3 separate regions of the Homo sapiens genome follow, and all the other regions are linked to region 1. A link is an interaction called in ENCODE POLR2A ChIA-PET data of the cell type or tissue named here. Cell type or tissue: OCI-LY7. All regions are shown on one strand. Region 1 holds the start of H2AC14 (H2A clustered histone 14). Region 2 holds the start of H4C9 (H4 clustered histone 9). Region 3 has its middle 4.9 kb from the start of MIR3143.

Region 1 (4,000 bases):
AAAAAAAAAAAAAGATAACATGAGGAACTGACCTCACTATTCTCAAAATAGCCTTTGGCTTTTCTCAGAAGAGATATTTTTTTCTGAGTGTAGGTATTCACCCACTAGTGCTCTTGGAATCAATAAGTATTCAGAACCAACCTTACCATCGAACATCACCAGCTTGGACTACTATGCTTGGCCATCTACTTATCCAGCAGTTACTAAGTATTTAACTCACTTACTAATTGTAAGTGTTTACAGGATACATTTGTAACATAACACCCAGGTACAAAAAGGTTAATTACATACAGAATTAAACAGAAAAATATCAGAACACATACAATGAAGTTAACTATTATTAACATGTGATTTCAGCAGTACACTAACATAAATACATGTAATTATTGGGTCACTGCCGAACATGTATATGTTTGAAAGACCCTTAATTAGAAAACTTCTAAGGCCAATTTTTTTTTATTCCAAACTCTTGTAAGTGCAAAAATTAAAAATAGAAAACAAAACATGACCAATGTATACATTGGTAAACATAAAACTGTCTGGTTTTGTTTAAATATACCCATTGAGCAGCTCCTTTCCTAGAGGCCAGGAAATAGGGCTGAGGACTCTACCCTCAGTTTTCAATCTAGAGACTGTGAAACTGTAGAGAAACACACTGTCTAGTAGCAATCCATATACTTTTTCTAGTAAGCATATTAAAAACCGAATACTATACTATATTCCTTACAGCCCAGTGAGTTTCCCAGAATCATAAATAAAACCCACCAGTACCTACTATGTAACTCCCAGTAAGAGGCTTTGACTTTTGTCAAAGTTGTGTCCCAGTAAAATGCCTTCAAGATACCACAAACTGGCCTGGCGCAGTGGCTCACGCCTGTAATCCCAGCACTTTGGGAGGCCTAGGCGGGTGGATTACCTGAGGTCGAGTCAGAGACCAGCCTGGCCACCAAGGTAAAACCCCTGAAAACACGTGTTAGCAAACGTACCTTGTTAGTATCTACATTAAGAAAAAAAAAAAAAAAAAAAACCTTGAAATTCAGGCAATGTAAACAGGTTAAAGATTAACACCGAAACATCATGAGTGTACTGTGTAGTGGTGAAGCAGCTGAAAACGGACTCGTGTCATCTTTTTATGATTGTTGAAGTGGCTCTGAAAAGAGCCTTTGTTTTTATGCGCTTTTCAACTCGGTCTTTACTTAGTCTTGTGGTGGCTCTCAGTTTTCTTTGGCAGCAGCACGGCCTGGATGTTGGGCAGGACGCCACCCTGTGCGATGGTGACTTTGCCCAGAAGCTTGTTGAGCTCCTCATCGTTGCGGATGGCCAGCTGGAGGTGACGCGGGATGATGCGAGTCTTCTTGTTGTCGCGGGCCGCGTTGCCAGCCAGCTCCAGGATCTCGGCGGTCAGGTACTCCAGCACCGCCGCCAGGTACACCGGCGCTCCAGCACCGACCCGCTCCGCATAGTTGCCTTTGCGGAGCAGGCGATGCACTCGGCCTACGGGAAACTGAAGCCCGGCCCGAGAAGAGCGGGTCTTGGCCTTGGCGCGAGCTTTGCCTCCCTGCTTACCACGCCCAGACATGGCAAAAGGTCTATTACCTTTACGGTCAAGAAAGACTGAAATGAAATTGGAAAAACGTACATTTTATAGCCTCTACTGGGCGCGAAAAGGAAGCTGTGCGATTGGCTTACGTTTTATTTTTATTTAGACCAATAGGACTCGAGTATGCAGGATACCTATTTTGATTGGGCAAAACTGGCATCTGACGTCATCCACGGATAATCACCAATCAGCACTGACCTATTCTACTCCTAATTTGCATAATAACATTTAAATAAAGAGGACGAAACAGCCCTAAGGTTGTCTTTTATTTTGTTTTCCACCATGCCTGAACCAGTCAAATCTGCTCCAGTCCCTAAAAAAGGCTCCAAGAAGGCCATTAACAAGGCTCAGAAGAAGGATGGAAAGAAGCGCAAACGCAGCCGCAAGGAGAGCTACTCTGTGTATGTGTACAAGGTGCTGAAGCAGGTCCACCCCGACACCGGCATCTCTTCCAAGGCTATGGGAATCATGAACTCCTTCGTCAACGACATCTTTGAGCGTATCGCCGGAGAAGCGTCACGCCTGGCGCATTACAACAAGCGCTCGACCATCACTTCGAGGGAGATCCAGACGGCCGTGCGCCTACTGCTACCCGGGGAATTGGCCAAGCACGCCGTGTCCGAGGGCACCAAGGCCGTCACCAAGTATACCAGCTCCAAGTGAGCCTCTCGCTGCAGTAACAGTTCCGCCGTGACCCACACCCCAAAGGCTCTTTTCAGAGCCGTCCACGTTTCTCAAGAAAGAGCCAGTTCACTGTTAAGTTTGTCTCCCATTAGGTACCCTTTGGGACTCGCTTCGTACATATAAATGTACTTGTATATGTGGGTTTTTTTTTGTTTTTTGTTGTTGTTTTTGAGGTGTAGTCTCACTTTGTTGCCCACCCTGGAGTGCAATGGCACGATCTCGGTTCACTGCAATCTCCACCTTCCGGGTTCAAGCGATTCTTCTGCCTCAGCCTCTCGAGTAGGTGGGACCACAGGCATGTGGCACCAGGCCCTGCTACTTTTTGTATTTTTAGTAGATACGGGGTTTCACCACGTTGGCCAGACTGGTATCGAACTCCTGACCTTAGGTGGTCCACTTGCCTCGGCCTCCCAGTGTTGGGATCACAGGTGTGAGCCACTGCGCCCGGCCCAAAATATTTTAAAGAGGATTATTAGCAACTATGAGTGACCGTGGCTTAGGGAAGACACAATCCCCCGAGACCATGAGAAAGTGGTTCTGAGGCAGTCAGAATGCAACTGTTTTGTACATTTTAGGGAAGCAGAAGTTATAGGTAAAGTCATAAATAAATATGTGGAGGGTTAGTCCAGGCGTGGTGGCTCACGCCTGTAATCCCAGCACTCTGGGAGTCAGAGGCGGGCGGATCACTTGAGATCAGGAGTTTGAGACTAGCCTGGCCAACGTGGTGAAACCCCGTCTGTACTAAAAATACAAAAAATTAAACGGGTGCAGTGGCACGTGCCTGTAACACCAGCTTCTCGGGAGGCTGAGGCAGGAGAATCGCTTGAACCCGGGAGGCAGAGGTTGCAGTGAACCGAGTCGTGATCGCGCCACTGCACTAACCTGGGCAACAGAGCAAGACTCTGTCTCAAAAAAAATCAGGTAAATCAAAGAAAATGAACTGGAAAAAATAATTGCTCTTAATATCACTGTGAATACCTAGTGAGTGTTCTGTAGATGTGTTACAGTTAAATTGCCAGAAATATTCTAGTTATGTTTAAATCAATTTTTAAAATTGTGAGAAAACTCAGATACCTGGAAGGATTCAAAAGGCATCTGCACTGAGATTGCTTTTCCAGAGCCTTTGAATCCTCACACTTCTTTAAAGAAACCCAACCTGAAAAATACTTTCTAACATATGTGTGATTTATGCTAGGAATTTCCAATTTAGGATTCCATTCAATAAATTATCAAAACGTTAGCAAAGACATATACATGTTAATAGATTAAGTAAGAATAATACATTCAAAGAGTGAAGCATATTTAAATAATTCCCAACTTTAACTTTAACTTTTGGTTGTCTATTGAAACTGTAGAATCCAAAGGAAAACTTCCCCTTTGTCCTCTGAAGGTTTGGTGAAAAGTCAACTCACAAAAGGCAGATTAATAGGAGAAAAGGCATACAAATTTATTAATGTGCATGGGGGAGAATCAGTGATTACTCCCTCCCCCTCCCCCCCACGCCCCATGCAATAGAATACAGATGATTACATACCCTTCTTCTCAGGGAAAAGGGAGTTGGGGAAGTGTGGATGATTTTACAGGGGTATTAAGTGATTTTTAGGGGAATTCAATAGGCTTGAATAACATAACAGCCTAGGACAAAGTCTGTTTGGCCCACAGACCAGACAATGATTTGTGGCAAAGGTTTGTCTCCGTGTGTTGACAGACTTCAGT
Region 2 (4,000 bases), 680 kb before region 1:
GTAGAGAAATATACTTGTTAACTAATGTTGGGGAAATACAATTTTAAAATCTTCTCCCAAAGAAGACAAAGGAAATAATTTTATTATTGAATAAGCATTAAACCAGGGAGAGTTGCTTATCACAGGAAACCTTATGAAGAGGTTGCAAAAGCAGAAAGAAATCTTGCTTATTATGTATGGCTACATTGGATAGGTTTTGCAATTCGAAGTCAGGTGACAGCTAAAGTTCAGCCCATTTTCTCGCTGGAAACTGGGAGACAGACCACTATCTTTTTTAATGATTAACATTTCAAAGGGATGGCTCTCCAGGCATTGAGAAAATATTCTGAGTTATAAGGCCTATTTAGCCATTAAAAGGATTTACATACATTTTAAAAGGACAGAGAAAGACATTTTGAAAGTGATGGGAAAGGAAAGGGAAGTCTTTTGTTTTCAACAGATAATTAAGCCTCTCATTTTTAATTTGTATTTACCCTTAGATTAACGTATTCAATTAACCTATGCTACCTTACCCTCTTTACAACATATACTGAATTCAGCTACAGCAAGTTACAGCCAGTCATATCAATTTTTTTTTGTTTTCCAAAGGTGTATGGCAAGTTTTCTTTTATTGCAACATAAATGCAAAAATTTCTAAAGTATTTTAATGAAAAGTTTATCTTCATTTACTTTATGACATTTAAGTGGAATACTTTGAAAATACTTCAAGCACTGCTGTAAGGTACTCATTAAAATAAAGAGTAGCAAGAAAATCACCAAATGGGCCGGGTGCGGTGGCTCATATATTCAGTATATGATAATAAGTTCCTCAAATCAGTGGGGGAAATAGTTAATGTATTGTGCTGACTAACCAACTGATTAACTTTTTGAAAAGTTATTTCTATATACAAGAAATCAAGTCCTTATTAGTAAAGTTAGATTACTTTAAATGGTTCTACCCAGCATTAGTTAAGGTTGTAGGCATATCAGGAACTGCTACTGGTGCAGGGGCCAAGAGAAAACCTCCCTTTTGGCCTCTGAAAGTTCACTGAAAATCAACTGACAAGATTAATAAGAGAAAAGGCATACAAATTTATTAAGGTACAGGGCTGAGGACCACAGAATATTACCCCAACCCCCCAGTGGGGTACAGAAGCTTATATACTCTTTCTCAGAGGCAAAAGAGGAGATGGGTAATGTAGACAATTCTTTGAGGAACAGTAAATGATTATTAGAGAGAAGGAATGGACCAAGGAGACAGAAATTAACTTGTAAATGATTCTCTTTGGAATCTGAATGAGATCAAGAGGCCAGCTTTAGCTTGTGGAAAAGTCCATCTAGGTATGGTTGCATTCTCGTCTTCTTTTCTGCAGTAGATAATGAGGTAACCGAAGGCAATTGTGCTTCTTTTGATAAGAAGCTTTCTTGGTCATATCAGGAAATTCCAGAGAAAGTCCCTCCCTGTATTTGGGGAAGAGAAACAGGACAAAGTTAGAGGGACCTTGATTCTTAGACTTGTTTCTGAGAACCCTCAATTTTCAAAAACACCCACCATTACCAAGCTCGATATTTGGGGGGATAATTCTCCACCCCAAACACTAGAAATGAAAATAAGTAGAAAAGAACTTAGCAATATACCTGAACGATCTTTAAATTCTATGAGTCTATCTTGTTCTATTGCTAGGAATTTAGCATATGGAGTATATTTCCATTGTATATTAAGGAGAAAAATGCCACAAAATAGCATAGTTCCATACAAATAATGTTAAAGGAAAACATGCATATATGCAGAGATAACATTCTTTTTGCTTTATGTATCTTCTATAATGTTAACATTTTTGTTATGAGGCAGGAATCATGTTAAATGAAAAAAGGAAAAACAGCCTAGGTCTTGAGGATTAAAAAGGACTGAAGGAGAACAAGAGGGAGTAGAGCACAGCAGGCCTGTTTCCCTTTTAGGTCCCCTCCCCCAATGCAGAGGGACTTCCCGCCAAAGCTCTTCCGGTTTTCAGTCTGGTCCGCAGAGGTTACCCATAAAAGAAAGCTGCCATCACAGGCAGCAGACCTTTGTTCTCTGACCACTTGATAATGTCAGGACGCGGCAAAGGAGGTAAGGGCCTGGGGAAAGGGGGTGCCAAGCGCCACCGCAAGGTGCTGCGCGACAACATCCAGGGTATCACCAAGCCAGCCATTCGGCGCCTTGCTCGCCGCGGCGGCGTGAAGCGCATTTCTGGCCTCATCTATGAGGAGACCCGCGGAGTGTTGAAGGTGTTCCTGGAGAACGTGATCCGGGACGCCGTGACCTACACGGAGCACGCCAAGCGCAAGACGGTCACCGCCATGGACGTGGTCTACGCGCTCAAGCGCCAGGGCCGCACCCTCTATGGCTTCGGCGGCTAAATGGCATTTTGAAGCCCAGTCATTCTCTAAAAAGGCCCTTTTTAGGGCCCCTAAGCTTTCAACAAAAGAGTTGAAATGACTGCAAACTGAGTCTCTTAATAGGGCCATTGTCAGTGAGTTCTGTCATCCTATTTTACAAGATTAACTCGACGCCGAAAATGGGCTGATGACTACAGGTGACCTTGGGCCGAGATTTTTCCAAGGCCAGAAGAGCCTCTGCTGGCCAGTAACTTCTGGCGGCTGCCTGGAAATTGCCTGCAGCCGGTTTACCGCTCGGATTAGTTTAGAAAGCCAAGGGGTCTGCGGTCCAAATAGGGGCGGGCTAGATAATTAACTTCCCTCTGGACCTTCAAATACGTCTCAGGAGATAATGAGTTTGATGGGCTCCACTAAATGCTAGAACCTCCAGGAAAACTTCGTGGTGGCTGGTTTAAGAGGACTTGGCGGGCACAGAGCTCTGCATGGGGGGGAGGGGGACAGACCATGCTTTTACTACTGTAGAACAGTAGGGCAGTCTTAAGAGTCTTAGTAATAATATTCCTTTATATGTTTGCCTTTTAAATACTGGAATATATCAAGTATACAAAATGCGCTGGTGACCACACCACTTATTCAAGTGCATCTAAAATCCTTATGTCCCTTTCTCAGTAGCACAGCCCTCCCTTTTTCCTATCTAGAATTAACTAATATTCTAGGATAAACTGATATTCTAAATTTGTTTACTGTTCCCACGCGTTTTAACTTTAGATGCACATACCCCTAATCTATTTTAATCGTCATGAATTTTTACATTTGCTCTTGAAATATATCCGTGTTGAAATGTGCAGTTCTAGGTTATTTTTACCATTAATCTAGTTTTCTAATGTGTCAGTAAATACTTTATTCATTTCTCTGTTGATTTTTTTTCCTCATTACAAAACAGCACTGTATACAGCTGTGCATTTTCTGGTTACATGGAAGTGGAATTATTTGGTAAATGTGCATATTCAACATGAATAAAAATGAACAATTTGCTTTCCAGGGTAGTATTTTAAATTTATACTCCCATATTCCACCAGCAGTGCTTGAGAGTTATTGTTTATCAGCATTTCCTAATGTGAAATCGGAGTTTTTCTAAATGAGATTTTTGGCTATTTGGAGATTTTCCCGCTTTCCTCGGAATGGTCTATTCAGATTCTCTACAGTTTTTATTTTATGAGATTTGATTTGTAAATATTCTTTATATATTTGAGTTTTAACTTTTTGTCAGTATGTGACAAATATATTCTGTCACCTTGTGGGTTTGTTTTTAACTGTTCGTGATATCTTTGGATGTGCAAAATTTTAATAATGTTGGATTTATATTTTTTATAGTTTTTGAATGCTGCCTTTTCATAAAGGAGTTATCTGACTTCCACTTTCCCCAGGAGCTACAGGCATCAATCTGGGGGAAAAAAAAAAAACAAAAAACATTTAGGCGGCTTATGTCCTGATTTGGCTTGAATTGGATAGTAAGGCTTTTCTGAAATCGCTGTAAGAGTAGCATCAAGAGCGAGCTAAGGGAAGACCTGATAAAAGATTGATCTTACTTTCTAAATAAGCAATGATTAACAATACCTAAAATTTTCAAAGTATTACAAAA
Region 3 (4,000 bases), 660 kb before region 1:
CCACTTATGGGCTACATATGCAATATGAATGTGCTTATTTATTTCTCACAACCTTTTGAGGTGGGTATTGTTTGGACTCTAATTTGGAAAAGAAAGTGTGGTGTTACTTATCCAATCAGATTCTCAATTAGTAGGAGAAAAAGCTATCAGAATATTATCTACTCAACATGGAACACACACATAACTGCCTTCTCTTAACTATCTGGTCTCATGTGCTTTAGTCTAAGGTATATAGAAACTTGGGTAAGAATTGTTAAAGGGAGATGTTGAAAGGTTCTACCAGAAGAGTATCATGATCATATCTGAATTAATAGATACCAAATGAGAAAGAATAAAACTAGACTTAATTATTCAAACAGTGTTTACAATAGTTTAAAGTGAATAGCTAAAGATTCCTGAAAATGGGAATCACACTTAAAATATATACTTTAAAAAAATATATTTTTAAAACACACACAATTTTTAAAATGCATACATACATGCTTTTCCTCAGTTCCGCCCTTCCCCCTCATCTTCATACCTATTACAGATGGAGTCGTTGTCATGCATTCCTTGTAAGGAATAATTCTGAGAAAATCAAAATAGTAAAGTCACATCTAAAAATATGTGAAGGTTTATACCCCAGAGGAGCTGCATGATTTAAATAATTAACAATGACAAAATATGGGAAATATATGTGATTATGGATAATGAAGGGTGCTTAACTAAAGACGGAATAATATAATTTTATATCAGGCTAACTATTGACATGGCTTCACTTACCTGGGAAGCTAGATTCTATGTGTAATAGTAAACACCTGGGAGGAATAGTGATTGTTTACAAGGCTGACTGGTATCTGGACTCAGAACTGGCCATCAGTAAATCAACTTGAGATCCCAAATATGCCTTGGAATCACACAAAGGAAAACACCAAAAAAAAAAAAAAAAAAAAAAAAAGGAGGTAAAATTGCTGGTGTACGTTGATATTGCTTGACTTATTAAAAGCTAACTTTATTCACAGCAGAATTGCTAACTTTTTTCTATTCACAGCAAAATTGCCATTTTTGAAGAAACCAGTGCATTTTCTAATTTACTTGAAGCTGTAAGATTTAATAAAATTAACGGACTGGAATTAGAAAGTGTATTCAGGGATTGGTCTGTCTGATTCTATCTGGTACTCCTGTAGCTTTGCACTTGCGATTTCCCAAGCCCAGAGTGTTTGTCCTACCAGCCTCTCCTTGGGTAACTCCTATTCATTCTTCAATTTTCATAATATGGCACCTCCTCAATGAGGTATTCTCTTATTCTTAGTTCTCGTTATGCCTTCTGGGTTTACCAGATCAAGTTCTTTTTTTATTTTTTTGAGACGGAGTCTTGCTCGGTAGTCCAGGCTGGAGTGCAGTGGCGCGATCTTCGCTCACTGCAACCTCCGCCTCCTGGGTTCAAGTGATTCTCCTACCTCAGCCTCCCAAGTAGCTGGGATTACAGGCGCGTGCCACCGCTCCCTGCTAGGTTTTTTGTATTTTTTCTACAGATGGGGTTTCACTGTGTTAGCCAGGACAGTCTCAATCTCCTGACCTCGTGATCTGCCGGCCTCAGCCTCCCAAAGTGCTGGGATTAGAGGCGTGATCTTCCGCGCCCAGCCCAGATCAGGTTCTTAAACTCCACATCATCACCGCTTCTCAGCCTTTTGGCTAAGACCAAGTGTTTTCAGCCTTTTGGCTAAGATCATCTGTTCTTATGGGTTTAAACTCCATGTCAATGACTATATTTTGAAAGTAAATATCTTATTTGTATTTTCATTTAATATCTGTAAACACAGCAGCATATAAGCTAAAAGAGGTCAATATGTCAGCCAGTGTCCCATCAGGAGAGATTAGTCCTTCAAATTGGGTACTTTGGGCCTGATGCAGTGACTCATGCCTGTAACCCCAACATTTTGGGAGGCCGAGGCGGGCAGATCACTTGAGGTCCAGAGTTCGAGGCCAGCCTGGCCAACATGGTGAAACCCCGTCTCTACTAAAAATACAAAAAAATTAGCCAGGCGTGGTGGTGGGCACCTGTAATCCCAGCTACTCAGGAGACTGAGGCAGGACCTTGAACCCAGGAGGCGGAGGTTGCAGTGAGCTGAGATTGCACCACTGCACTCCAGCCTGGGTGACAGAGCAAGACTCCGTCTCAAAAAACAAACAAACAACAACAACAACAACAACAACCAATTGGGTGCTTGAAGATTGAAAAAGAAGTGAGCAAGGTGTTAGGAAGCCACAAGAGATAGTGCAGTATTTTGAAGCTAATACCATATATAAGTAATTACCACACCTAGGCCCAAAGGGGCAATGAGAGGAAAGGAAATCTGGAAACAGAAAGAACTCCTTCCTCTCTCTGACATATTTTCACTTTTCATCAGCCAAATTTGACCAGCAGCCAAAGGACAAGGATCAAATTCATGTATAGATCAGCCTCCTAGGGACACAGGATGAAAGAAGGGGACAGTGGGCCGGGCACGGTGGCTCACGCCTGTAATCCCAGCACTTTGGGAGGCCGAGGTGGGCATATCACAAGGTCAGGATATCAAGACCATCCTGGCCAACATGGTGAAACCCCGTCTCTACTAAAAATACAAAAATTAGCTGGGCATGGTGGTGGCCGCCTGTAATCCCAGCTACTTGGGAGGCTGAGGCAGAAGAATCGCTTGAACCTAGGAGGCAGAGGTTGTAGTGAGCCAAGATTGCACCACTGCACTCCAGCCTGGGTGACAGAGCGAGACTCTGTCTCAGAGAAAAAAAAAAAAAAAAAAAAGAAGAGGACAGTGAATCTAGGCTGGCAAAAGTAAATATCTAGCACAGTCCATCCCTTTTGCCCTTTGGCATGTACTATCCTTTTCTCAAGTGAAAAGTCTGCATTGCATTCCAACATGGAATTTGTGAAATCACAGCCAGCTCATGGGGGTGATGCCAGTTTGTTCATAATCCTACTTTAAAACTAAAATGTTAGTCTTCACCTTCCTAGAATGTACTGGGGTAAAAAGTGAGAAGTACTTAGTTAACATAATACAAAGCTGTTATGAACCTTGCTTCTGTAGCTGATCATAAGGCTTAGGTTAGTAATCACAGCTTCCTTCTAAAATTCATTTCTTAGGCCAGGTGTGGTGGCTCATGCCTGTAATCCCAGCACTTTGGGAGGCTAAGGGGAGCAGCTCACTTGAGCCCAGGAGTTTAACATGAGACTGGGCAAAATGGCGAGATTCTGACTCTACACAAAATACAAAAAATTAGCCAGGCATAGTGGTGTATGCCTGTACTCCCAACTATTGGGGAGGCTGAGGTAGGAGAATCACCTGAGCCCGGGAGGTTGAGACTGCAGTGAGCCATGATCATGCCACTACACCCCAGCCTGGGCACCAGCCTGGGCAATGAAATGAGACCCTATCTCAAAAATAAATGAATAAATAAAAATAAAATTCATTTCTTGTTATCCTGACTTCTGTCAGCATGTTGGCTGAATTCTTTACATGGTAGTATAAAATATGCCTTTATTCCTGTGGGATCTGTGTCCTTGTGATCTTTTCTTTATCTCATTGTCACAATTTTTAATTGACCATGGCTTGTGGGCAAAAAACATTTAGAGACTTCTCTGGATTAGTAATGTTTGTTTGTTTGTTTGTTTTTTGTTTTCTTTAACCTCCACTGTACAGCAGACACCAAACTACCTCCTAGAAACTGGAAGCAATCACTCCAAGTAGAGGGACACTTTTCCCTGCATATTGGTTCAGTGGCATGAAAAGACTAAAATGGCCAGAAGCAGTTTTCAGGTTTCAATTGATTTGAAAGGTGACAATGCTCTCTAGTGGAAATATTTATCCACTGGGCACAAAGACACCCATTCCCTCAGAGCTCGATCAAGGTCACAGGGATAGGATACAAAATTGTCTGAATGGATCACTGAGGAATAATGAGAAGTGCCACTCACACCTCTACTTCTTGAGTCCCAGACATGTGCATTCTAGATATGGAGAGA

What was found. Peaks named below come from ENCODE experiments on the same cell type or tissue, not always from the same donor. Only the 100,000 strongest peaks of a DNase experiment are listed, where the experiment ranks them.
Region 2: POLR2A ChIA-PET joins it to region 1 with 9 read pairs; 34 of 35 experiments call an interaction of 5 or more read pairs at or near these places.
Region 3: POLR2A ChIA-PET joins it to region 1 with 5 read pairs; 34 of 35 experiments call an interaction of 5 or more read pairs at or near these places.

The regions. Positions count from the first base shown.
Region 1 is chr6:27,813,162-27,817,161 of GRCh38, forward strand. H2AC14 (H2A clustered histone 14) reads right to left here and starts at 1,616. Exons shown (of 1, transcript NM_021066.3): 1 at 1,141-1,616. The coding sequence starts at 1,579. The coding sequence ends at 1,193. H2BC14 (H2B clustered histone 14) reads left to right here and starts at 1,861. Exons shown (of 1, transcript NM_003521.3): 1 at 1,861-2,328. The coding sequence starts at 1,883. The coding sequence ends at 2,263. RefSeq lists enhancers at 1,250-1,399, 2,090-2,209, 2,320-2,379, 2,470-2,519. In OCI-LY7, no CTCF peak of the experiment used is centred here; DNase peaks (open chromatin) are centred at 60, 780, 1,760, 2,600 and 2 weaker places; H3K4me3 peaks cover 3,780 bases; H3K27ac peaks cover 4,000 bases.
Region 2 is chr6:27,137,242-27,141,241 of GRCh38, forward strand. H4C9 (H4 clustered histone 9) reads left to right here and starts at 2,041. Exons shown (of 1, transcript NM_003495.3): 1 at 2,041-2,437. The coding sequence starts at 2,068. The coding sequence ends at 2,379. It also overlaps a transcript of H2BC12 not described here. RefSeq lists enhancers at 1,855-2,234, 1,997-2,589, 2,590-3,181. In OCI-LY7, no CTCF peak of the experiment used is centred here; DNase peaks (open chromatin) are centred at 220, 1,960, 2,780, 3,930 and 2 weaker places; H3K4me3 peaks cover 3,604 bases; H3K27ac peaks cover 4,000 bases.
Region 3 is chr6:27,150,567-27,154,566 of GRCh38, forward strand. No RefSeq gene overlaps it. Among named protein-coding and RNA genes, the nearest start is that of MIR3143, 4.9 kb to the left of the region's middle. In OCI-LY7, no CTCF peak of the experiment used is centred here; no DNase peak of the experiment used is centred here; H3K4me3 peaks cover 4 bases; H3K27ac peaks cover 391 bases.